2 separate regions of the Homo sapiens genome follow, and region 1 is linked to region 2. A link is a contact called in ENCODE Hi-C or POLR2A ChIA-PET data. All regions are on one chromosome and are shown on one strand. Each heading gives the region's core, a stretch centred on a gene start or an enhancer-like site at or near the end of the contact. The rest is flanking DNA. Distances are from core to core; before and after follow the strand shown. Region 1 has its middle 260 kb from the start of EBLN2. Region 2 overlaps PDZRN3 (PDZ domain containing ring finger 3).

Evidence for each region. Hi-C counts contacts between places; a loop is a spot of excess contacts on that map. ChIA-PET counts read pairs that join two places held with the same protein, here RNA polymerase II (POLR2A). Pooled maps may share reads with other maps.
Region 1: a loop to region 2 is called in a map of prostate gland, with 2.4 times the contacts of the local background. The contact joins two enhancer-like sites. A Hi-C loop is called at or near these places in 1 of 168 maps with a recorded cell type or tissue (prostate gland), 2 of 37 single-sample maps with no recorded cell type and 7 of 50 pooled maps. POLR2A ChIA-PET finds 5 or more read pairs at or near these places in 2 of 52 experiments (IMR-90 and activated CD4-positive, alpha-beta T cell).

Annotation. Positions count from the first base shown.
Region 1 is chr3:73,322,965-73,327,738 of GRCh38, reverse strand. No RefSeq gene overlaps it. Among named protein-coding and RNA genes, the nearest start is that of EBLN2, 260 kb to the right of the region's middle. Within about 2 kb of position 3,083, at least 2 of the 41 ENCODE cell types and tissues checked have a DNase peak (open chromatin) inside an H3K27ac peak, as active enhancers do.
Region 2 is chr3:73,487,571-73,492,727 of GRCh38, reverse strand. All of the region lies in intron 3 of PDZRN3 (PDZ domain containing ring finger 3), which reads left to right. Among named protein-coding and RNA genes, the nearest start is that of PDZRN3-AS1, 130 kb to the left of the region's middle. Within about 2 kb of position 1,925, at least 5 of the 41 ENCODE cell types and tissues checked have a DNase peak (open chromatin) inside an H3K27ac peak, as active enhancers do.

The sequences.
Region 1 (4,774 bases), core at 1,834-4,333, 170 kb after region 2:
TGGCATACAATAGGTTAAAAACCACCTCTCTCCTCCCCTAGTAGCCCAGAGGGTGAGCTCTCTGACTTGAGGACATAGTCCAGGCCTCACTCAGCTTTGAACTGCTGGCACCAAGCACAGTGCCTGGCACATAAGAGATGCTCAATAAGCAGTCCCTGATAGGCTGCTTATCGCATTGAGGTAAGCATAAAAAGCTGCATTTTAGAGACAGGCTGGGTTTTCTTAGCCAGTTCAGTCCTGGAGAGAACTGACCATTTCTACTGCCTCTCACCCTTACTCATCTGTGCCCACATGTACCCATTTTGGTGTGGAAGTGTCTGCTCTCCCGCTAACAACAAGGCCCAATTTGATGTTTGATGTCTGTGTTAGAGATGGACAGTTGGACCTCTTTCCACAACCTACATGAGGACTCCACTCAGGAGCTGAAGTGAGAATCCGAGGGTGCTGACGAGCCAAGTGGGTATGTTCAGTGCCCTCCAGAAGGCATGTGAATCACTGCTGCCCCATAGCTGTCAGGTTGCAAATTTCTCCATACTCTTGGTAGTCTCTCCTTGATTTTTGGCTGCTTTCATTATTTAACTCTAAGTCTCCTCTCAGAGGACAAGAACAACCAATAGTTAATGTCATGGCTCAGAAAACATGGCAAGGGCCAACCAGATACCTGAAACTGATTGTGCCAGGGGAAGGTTTGTAACAAACCCATTTCTCCTGCAACAGGAGCAAGCGGGACTCGGGAGAAACTTCGCTGTGGTGTGCAGCAGGCAGCAAGGCATGGCCTCACTGTGAATGTGCTCCGCTTCTTTCTACAAATTTCCTTCTTATTTTGGGATTACTCTGATTGGCTAATGAGATGTCAAAAGCATGAGATTAATCAATGCGAATCATAACCTCAGCTGTGCTTACCCTGCAATAGCCTTCACTGCCATCACCAAAAATATAGGCTCTCTCCACAATAAACACTTTTTATAATACCAATAAGACCACACCAGGGAGTGTTGTTATCATGAAATAATCATGGCCCTGTGGGACTCAGCCTGGCTGTCTTTCATGCCTCATAATGCTGGGGAGGGGGATGGCAGAGGGGAGAAAGGAGGGCGAGATAAGGGGTGATTATATCAAAATAATGGCACCCCCTATTGTGCCCTTTTGCTTAAAGCTTCAGATACCTCAGCTGAGAACATGTGCCTGTGAATCGTACCGGGTTGAACAGCTGTGACTTTTGTGCATACAGCCATCTGCATTCATGTATTTTTAATGGGCCACTTTGGGGCTGTCAACCTGCAAACAAAACTTAGGTTAGGTTTTGAATCCTGGTCAACAATATTGAATTCTGGCTCTTGGTTATTCCTCCTTACCAACTTACTTCTTCTGCAAGAATTATTAACAAAATTGAAGTTGTAAGAAAAACAAGAAGAAAATGCAGAATCTTGCATCTCACATTCACAAAAGGGGTCCTGACAATGGATGGATGTGAGAGGTCTCCAGGGTTGGTGACTCAGCCCATTTGACTTGATTTGGACTCATTTTGATTACACGGGAATTTCCTTCCCTGATTGCCAATGTGAATTTTTGGATACTGTGGCAAATCAATCAGGTTTACATGGTAGACAGCTACTCGGGTGGTTCATACCTGTCCATAATAATGCAAAATGACAGCCAAAAGCAAAGACAGAGGCGTATGAAAACTGCTGTTAAGATGTGTGGTTTTAAGGAATATGGCATGTGTATATAATATATATTCTGCTAGTAATAATGACTTAGTGAATGAAAGCAATTGTTTACCAAAAATGACTTCTGAGCTCACTTAGATTTTCTCCACACATTCTGTGAGGCCGAGAATGCCATATTTCCTTCCAGATGCATTATAAATTTGAACATGTATAGAATCAAAGGTAAGTTTTTAAAGTTAAGGTAATTTTATAGCCTAAATAGACAAAGAGTTTGCTTTCTTATAACAGCTAAACTATTTAAAGGGGTTAAGCTGATGGTTTGTTTTATGGTGATGGTTGTTTAATGTCAGTCTGTTTTATAAGGAAGTCTAGATATGGCTCAGGTGCAAAGGTGATTATGTCCATTTCTCCTCCTGCCATAAAGGAACCACACAAAAAAACCCGAAGAAATCAATCAAAACCAACATTTATTTGAGGCAATTTTCCTCTTTTCAATTCTTTAACATTAATTCAGAATGGTTTCAAAGTTACAAGATTCAAATTGGACTCTGAAACACCAAGAAAATTATTTTTCAAAAACATGTACACTCATTGGGCAGGGAAGTAATGCCATCAAATGCTCCCATGCTGAGCCCTCAAATCCCCTCCTAAAATAAAACCATAACTTGGTGTCTTCCCCTGATAATTATTCTCACTAAAGCAACTATCTTCTTTTTAAGCTCCTTAAAATCATTTCGTGGCCAAAGAAGAGAGGAGCAAGATGGTTTTGATCTTTTAATGACAGTGATTCAACCACTTCAGCATTTGCTGGAGACTGGCTGTTCCTTTTTTTAATTTCATCAAGCCAAAATTGTTATAAAATGTCCTCTGTGAAAGAATATTCCATTTTAATCATGATTTCTCTTAAGAAAAAGAAACATAAACATGTCAACATGACACTAGAGAACCACAATGTGTCTTCCTAATACAATAATAGCCATGGTTTTATGAACCATTCGATGAAACAGCCAAAGAAGAAATTAGATCCTTTGGCCCTGGTTGCTGAATGTAATAGATCTCCCCTCAGTTAGATAGCTGGGAACAGGCCGAAATGATTAATAGGAAAGCTTGATGGTGCAAAAACTGCTTAATGTAAGAGTGCAATATGGCATGCAAACCAAACTAAAACAGCCATAAATATTTTAGGCATCTTATAAAGATTTAAGAATATTTATTCCACATATAAATCCATTGTGTAATATCAGTGAAAGCTAAGAGTCCAGAGGTCTGGCAGCCTGAAATACAATGCGGTGGATGAGGGCTGTGTGTCTTCTCTCTGTTTGCATTTTCCTGTGATGATTAAACCAAAGTAGTTGGCTAACTGCTTCCAAAATGAGGCAAAACTCCCAAGTGCCAATCCTTTTACAGCTTTGTCAGCACTTACTGCTCAGAGAAATCTGATCTCCAAAGCTTTGCGACAAGGAGTAAGGTTGGGGCCAGAGCCTCTCCCTGGTAGTTTTATCTCACATTTCAGGTCTCTTACATCTGTGCTAACCAAAGTGTTATCTTGGGTCAGCTGCAATGGTATGGCCTGGATGCTGGTTAGAAATGCAGAATCCCAGGCCCCAGCCCAGACCTGCTGAATCAGAGGCTACAGTGTACCAACATCCCCAGGTGGTTTGCATGCATGCTAAAGTTTGGGAAACCCTGGGTTACACCTTCAGCTCTCTCACATCTCCCATTCCTGCCTTTATCCCCAAGCACCAGATGGCTCCCAGAGTGTAGCTAATGAGATGGAGCTTTGTCACTGACAGGACGTGGATTTTTGTAATCTTACTTTGCCTCTCTGAGCCTCCATTTTCTCATTTAAAAATAAAAGGAAATAACGATAACAATTTCACGGGGATGGTGAAAAGACTAAGTGAAATTATGTATTCAAAAGCTCACAGTGAGATGTCTGGTATATAGCAAATGCCCAATCAATGGTTGAAATTGAGGGTGATAAAAAGACACAGACAGGACAAATTTCAGTTTTCACAAAACCGTTAAGAACTCCCTCATCAATTTCTTTATCTATTCGATGGGATCCATAAAACAAAGATGTTTGGAAGTTGGGATAAGAGCAGAGAAAAGTGTCAGTTACTAAGGAAGAGAAATAACAGCAATAAGAGTGTGACTGTGGATTAGTTATCTTGTCCTGTGTGTCAATTACCCTAAAACTTAGTGGCTTAAAACAAACATTTATTATCTTGTCATGTCTGTGGGTCAGGAATTCAAGACCATCTCAGATAGGTAGGTTCTATCTCAGGTTTTCTCATGAAGGTTAAATCAAGAAGTTGGCTGGGGCTACAGTCATCTGAAGGCTCAACTGGGGCAGGAGAATCTTTTCCAAGAGAGTTAATTCACATAGTGCAGAATGTTAGCAGGAGGTCTCAAGTCCTTCCCCTGTGGACTCTCCATGGGCTGAGTATCTTCATGGTATCATGCCTGGCTGACAGAGAGGACATGGAGGAAGTCGTGGTGCCTTATATGGCCTGGCCTCAGAAATCATGCACCAGACACCCTATCTGAGAAGCATCCATGGTTGTGGCACTAATAGGTGGCCAGAGGTAAGCTTTGGTCCTTAATCTCTTCAGACCTTAAACCCCTGCTAAAAACAAAAATTAGATCCATGTACAAATTGTTCTTCTTATGCAAATACTACTTCAAAGCAATTCTCTCTTTCAACCAAATTGTTGCCCCCAAATCTCTACTATATAGAAATGCTGGAGTCCCCAATGTATCTCTACTACAACTTGTAAAATAGCTTCTAAAGTGTCATAAATCCAGATAGTCATAAAAGTTTTCAGTGATTACATTTTCAGTTCAGTCTGAAACACTTCCCCACTCCCAATACACCTTTTTATCCAGCTCAAGTCCTGCAATCCTTCTAGTTATAGGTTAAATAACCCTTTCCCTAGGAGGCCCTAGGTTAGATAGGACTGTTGCAGTATCTCCCAGAACCCTCTCAAATTCCTTTAACATAATACTCTTCACATATTCGGGAATTTATGTGTTTGTATCAGTACAAGCTTTTGTGATTGATCTTTTAATCAATCACAAAATTCAAGATGGCAGGGACCATG
Region 2 (5,157 bases), core at 676-3,175:
CACCCCACAGGCCTATGGAACAGCAGAGCCCTTTCTTCCTGTCTAGCTGTCCAAATGCCAGTGCTTAGCAGCAGGGCCTCAGTACCACACTGCCTCCTTGGGTGCTTCTCTGCTGAATGTGCCTTATCTTTTCACCCTTCTCTAAGCTCCTGTGAAGCGGGGTGTTCTTAAACACCTCTGCAGCCCCAGATCACTGAGAACAGCACCATGCACCCAGACATCCAATGAATACCCTTCACGTGTGCTTTGGATAATTGTTAAGTCCCATATTTTTTAGAGCATATTCAAGGCAAGGGTCATAAATTCAAATGCCCCCTAGGGCCAAGAAGGCAAAGGACAAGAGGGAATGAGACCAGGGACCGTAGCGAGCTCACAGGCACACAGCCCAGCCTATGATATAAGCTACTCCAGAGCCCTAGTTATCCCCAGGAGGAGATACAAGCCCACAGCTGCCTGCACATCCACATTTTTGCACGAGAAGACAGAAATCTGGGTTTTTCTGTGAAATATTTTGATAATTTTATTTTGGAAACCAATTTAGAAATTTCAGAGGCCCCTTGAAATTGGTTTGGGGGCCTGATATGCTCAGGAAAGGGATTCTACAGTTAGAGAATATGAGAAGCACTAGTTGAAACTTTCTTCACTGCTAGTTTTCAGAATCTTTTTAAGAGTGTTCTTTTCAGTGGTCTGTGTGTTTTTCCTTTAGAGAGGGTGGGGTGTGAAGAAGCACATATCAAAGGCAGAGGTCCCTAAATTCATTTCTTGCTAGAGCCTTGGAGTACCCTGAGACGTGTGAACCCTGCACCTCTGGTCCAATCAAGAACCTTCTGGCTTCATGGTCGCTCATGCCTGTAATCCCAATGCTTTGGAAGGCTGAGGCAGGAGGATTGCTTGAAGCCAGGAGTTCAAGACCAGGCTAGACAACAAAAAGGGACCCCCCAACTCTATAAAAAATAAGTTAAATATTAGCCATACACAGTGGTATGCACCTGTAGTCTCAGCTACTCTGTAGGAGGTGGGAGGATTGCTTGAGTCCAGGAATTCAAGGCTGCAGTGAGCTATGATTGTGTCACTGCACTCCAGCCTGGGCAACAAAGCAAGACCCTGAAGACCCTGCTTCTTAAAAAAAAAAAAGGAACCTTCCACACAAGGTTTTTCTTTTGCTCTTCCTGTTGACTGGAAGTCTGTCTACTTGAATTAACAAGGGCTCTTCTTCCCATGACCTCATACTCCTCTCAGTTTAAAATCTGCATTTGAGCAATGGATGCAAAACCTAACTGGCAATATAAATTTGCATCTTCTTGAAATGGGCTCCAAGAAGCAGGTTTGTGGCCAGTAGAGCCAGCTCAGAACCCAGGAGTGGTACAAAAAGCATTCAGATATCAAGATTCCCCTCCTGGCTGCATCTTCCATGGGGGAGGCCATGAAAGGGGCCCCTGGTGAACCATTGAGTCATTTATAGGCTAATCTTAGTACACTCCCTGAAGTAGGGAATGACATGGGCTGCAAGAATTCTTCCTAAGCACCCCAGAGAGAACTTCACCGATTTAAAATATGAGTTTCTGTAACCTGAGCAGGAGCTTGCGTGGTACAAGGGCTTATGCAGCCTGCCTGCCAGGAGGCCAGAGGGTCGCACTTATGAGCTTGAGCAAATGGGGCTTTTGGGAATCAGCAGCCTCCCTGAGCTTTCCTGGAGCGAGCTGAACTGACCCTGAACTTGGAGGGCTTGCCTGGCAGGCTTTTGCTGTCTCCTGATATTGCAGTTTCAACATGAGAGGGGCAGGAAATAGAAGCCCCGTGCGTTGAAGGACTGCTGTGCCTGCACTTATCTCTGGCCAGGGAGTCCTTGGACACTGTTTTCTTTGGCAGCCAGCTGGTCTAGGTCACTTGAATTCCTTTGAAGTTCAGGGATACAGGGAGCGGTAGCCACTGCCTGCATTCCTTACTCAGGAGGCAGGCATGGGGTCTGCCATTGCTTACCTGCCAGAGAACCAGGCCTTCATTAGAAAGGTCATTTTTATGTGACTATGACTGAATAGTTCAGCCTTTTCCCCTTAAGTGGGATTTTGTGCTGATTCAGCAGTAAAGAATAAGCCCATACCCCCCATTTTTGTTGCCATTGCTCACATTTGAATTTATAGGTGGAGAATGGGTGAAGAAAAAAAACCTTTGATCTTTGGTACAAATACAGCTGTGGGGCTGTTGCCCACATTTGCCGTGATGTAGATGCCCATCCCAAAAGGAGCAAGATCTGCTCTTGCAGTGGGTGTTGAGAGGGGCTGGGAGGCTTTTTCAGTCAAATATGGAGCTGAAAACTGTCAGAATGTGCTGGTTGTACATTATCAATAAGAATCCTAACAGGAGCACAGTGTGATTTCTCTTCGTAGTGGGCGTACATGGTCTTGGGTTTCCATGTGCAGCAGTGAGAGTTGGTCTCCAAAGCAGAACGGTCAGCATTAACTTCAGCCAAGCAAGCATTCTGTATGGGGTGCTCCCTTTAAGCCCAAGGGAAAGCAGGCTCTGCTGCTTTTGCCACCTTTCAGAGGGAGAGGTGTGCCCCACCAGGGGTGCAGGTGTGCTGGGGCGTGAAGATAAAATTAGTTGTTTGGAAAAAAATAATGTCTTTAAGTTTCTGCAGAGCAGATCGTACCAATTAAAATCAGTTCATCAGAGGATTTTTTAGTCAATCCATACATTCACACATAAAGAGATGTGATTATAAGTAACTTGGCTGATTCCACAAGCTACTCACAAAATCAGATCATTATTTTGTAATCACATTTGTGGGTTTAGATGCCTGAGAGACCTTCTGAACCATCACCGTTTTGGGTGCCTGTGAGAATATTTGAAACTACCGGCCGGGCGTGGTGGCTCACGCCTGGAATCCCAGCACTTTGGGAGGCTGAGGCAGGCAGATTACTGGAGGTCAGGAGTTGGAGACCAGCCTGGCCAACTGATGAAACACCATCTCTACTAAAAATACAAAAATTAGCCCAGCATGGTGGTGGGCACCTGTAATTCCAGCTACTGGGGAGGCTGAAGCAGGAGAATCGCTTGAACCGAAGAGGCGGAGGTTGCAGTGAGCCGAAATCATGCCACTGCACTCCAGCTTGGGTAAAAGAATGAGACTCCATCTCAAAAAAAAAAAAAAAGAAAAGAAACTGCCCATATGCATGGCTAGGACAGCCTTGATGTTGTATTTAGTCTTATGCAGGGCAACTCCTCTGAAGTCCTCCTCTCACTTCTCACTATCTTACACTATTTGTGATAGACAATGGAGAAAGAGGGTTTTCTTCAGCAGAGTTGGAGTATCTACTCTGTACTGGATGCTAAGGATACAGTGCTAAACAGGATCAGCCACATAATTTGCAGGGACCAGTGCAAAATGAAAATATGGGGATCCGTTGTTTGAAAAAGCAGGAAAAGGTACCATTAAAGATATGAAAATATAAAGCTTTTCCTTTTCTTTCATGATCTTTCTGTCTCCCTGTCCTGCTATTTGCTATTTAATGCCATGCATTTTCAGGCAAGGAAATATAGCACAAGTGGAAGAAGCTGCACCCTGCCCACTAGCTGCTGGGTACCTCTCCTGCTAGTCACCTGCTCAGTGCACTGTGCCTTGGCTGGGGCTGGGGAAATCAAGCCAGGTATCTCCCCCATCCCAAGGGCCTGCAGCCCTAATCCACACCCAATGCATGATGCCCAAAGATATGGCAACCAATGTGCCAGGATGCGTTAGGCCTATCGAACACACTGTGGCACTGTCATGCCCACCCACTACAGGCACACACACCTGACTCCAACCCTCGCCTCTCCCAGGCCCCACCAAGGATGGAAATCAGCAGCAGAGATGGGGAGGAGGGGGCCAGGAGGGGCCAAGCCTCCAGGTCCCCAGTGCATGCTCCATGATCCCATCAAATTTCACTTACAAAACACAAATTTTAAGATAAAATTATTTAGAATTTTAAGACAACCACTAGAGCATTAAGCCCCAAGCACAGGGTTCTCCTAAGTGCACGAAGCCAGCCCTGTTGGTAATAGAAAGATAGGAAGATGCCTCCCCTTACCTATGAATATAATTTCTTCTAAGGGCTAAGTAAGACATAAACAAAGAGGTCAGGACAAAGAAAGGCCGAGAAGGTGAGAGACTTGTAGAGATGGTAGGCAGGTGGCTTCTTGGATGACAAGTCATTGAAGCCAAGTCCCAAGCTATGAGAAGGTAGCATCCAAGGGAAGAGCTGGGAAGATTGTTCCAGGCAGCAGGGACAGCCTGTGCAGAGACCCTGTGGTAGGAAAGAACCTGGCTCATTGGAAAAACTGAAAGAAGGTTTTGTGACTGGGGCCTGGGGACTAGGGAGGAGAGTACCATGGGAGATAGTAGGAAAGGTTGATAGGGGCAGGCAGATATTTGGAGACAGGGTAAGTTTTATCATCATAGCCTTTAATTTCCCCAAGTGGTAGCTGTATCTTTCTACTCCTCCCCATCTTGGGTTAATTTCTTCCTAAAAGGCAGAGGCTTTAATCCCAAGGAAACCTTTAATAGAAAAATTTACATTTTAGTTCATTTGTTTCCTTAAAACGGGGTTTCATCTGGTAGCTATCAGACCTGTGCTGGCACCTGTTGTGGCAGTTAATTTAAAACTCAGAACACTTTGTGCCTTTCATTTGCCCCCTTGAAATATAAAAGCCTAGTGCCACCGTTGCAACCTTATTGAAAAGAGCTTATCTAAAATTGGGGAATATCAGCCCACAGTAGGCATATAATGTGTTTTTCTCCTACACACTGCTGTGAGATAAGAAAATGGTTTCTAGGGTTCTCATTAGGTGATGTTTCTGGGAGTCTTTGCCCTGTTGTGAAATGGCCTTAAAGGTGAATGCTTTAAGTAATGAGCAGCCAAAGGCCCCGCTTCTGGCAAAGAGCAAGAAATTGCTGGAAAGGTCAGATGGGTTTCAAAAATGTTCTGCATTTGCCTCAAATAGTGACACAGGAATTATTCAGCTTACATAAGAGCTGTTTATAGGTGCTTGGAGAAAATCAAGGTTGTGATTGTTTTGGCTATTTAATGGGGCATATCTGTCCCAAATTTATGGGGGAAAAAAAAGAAAGTAAGTTTTAGCCAGAGAAGAAAGCTTAGGGTCACAGGAGAACAGAGCTTC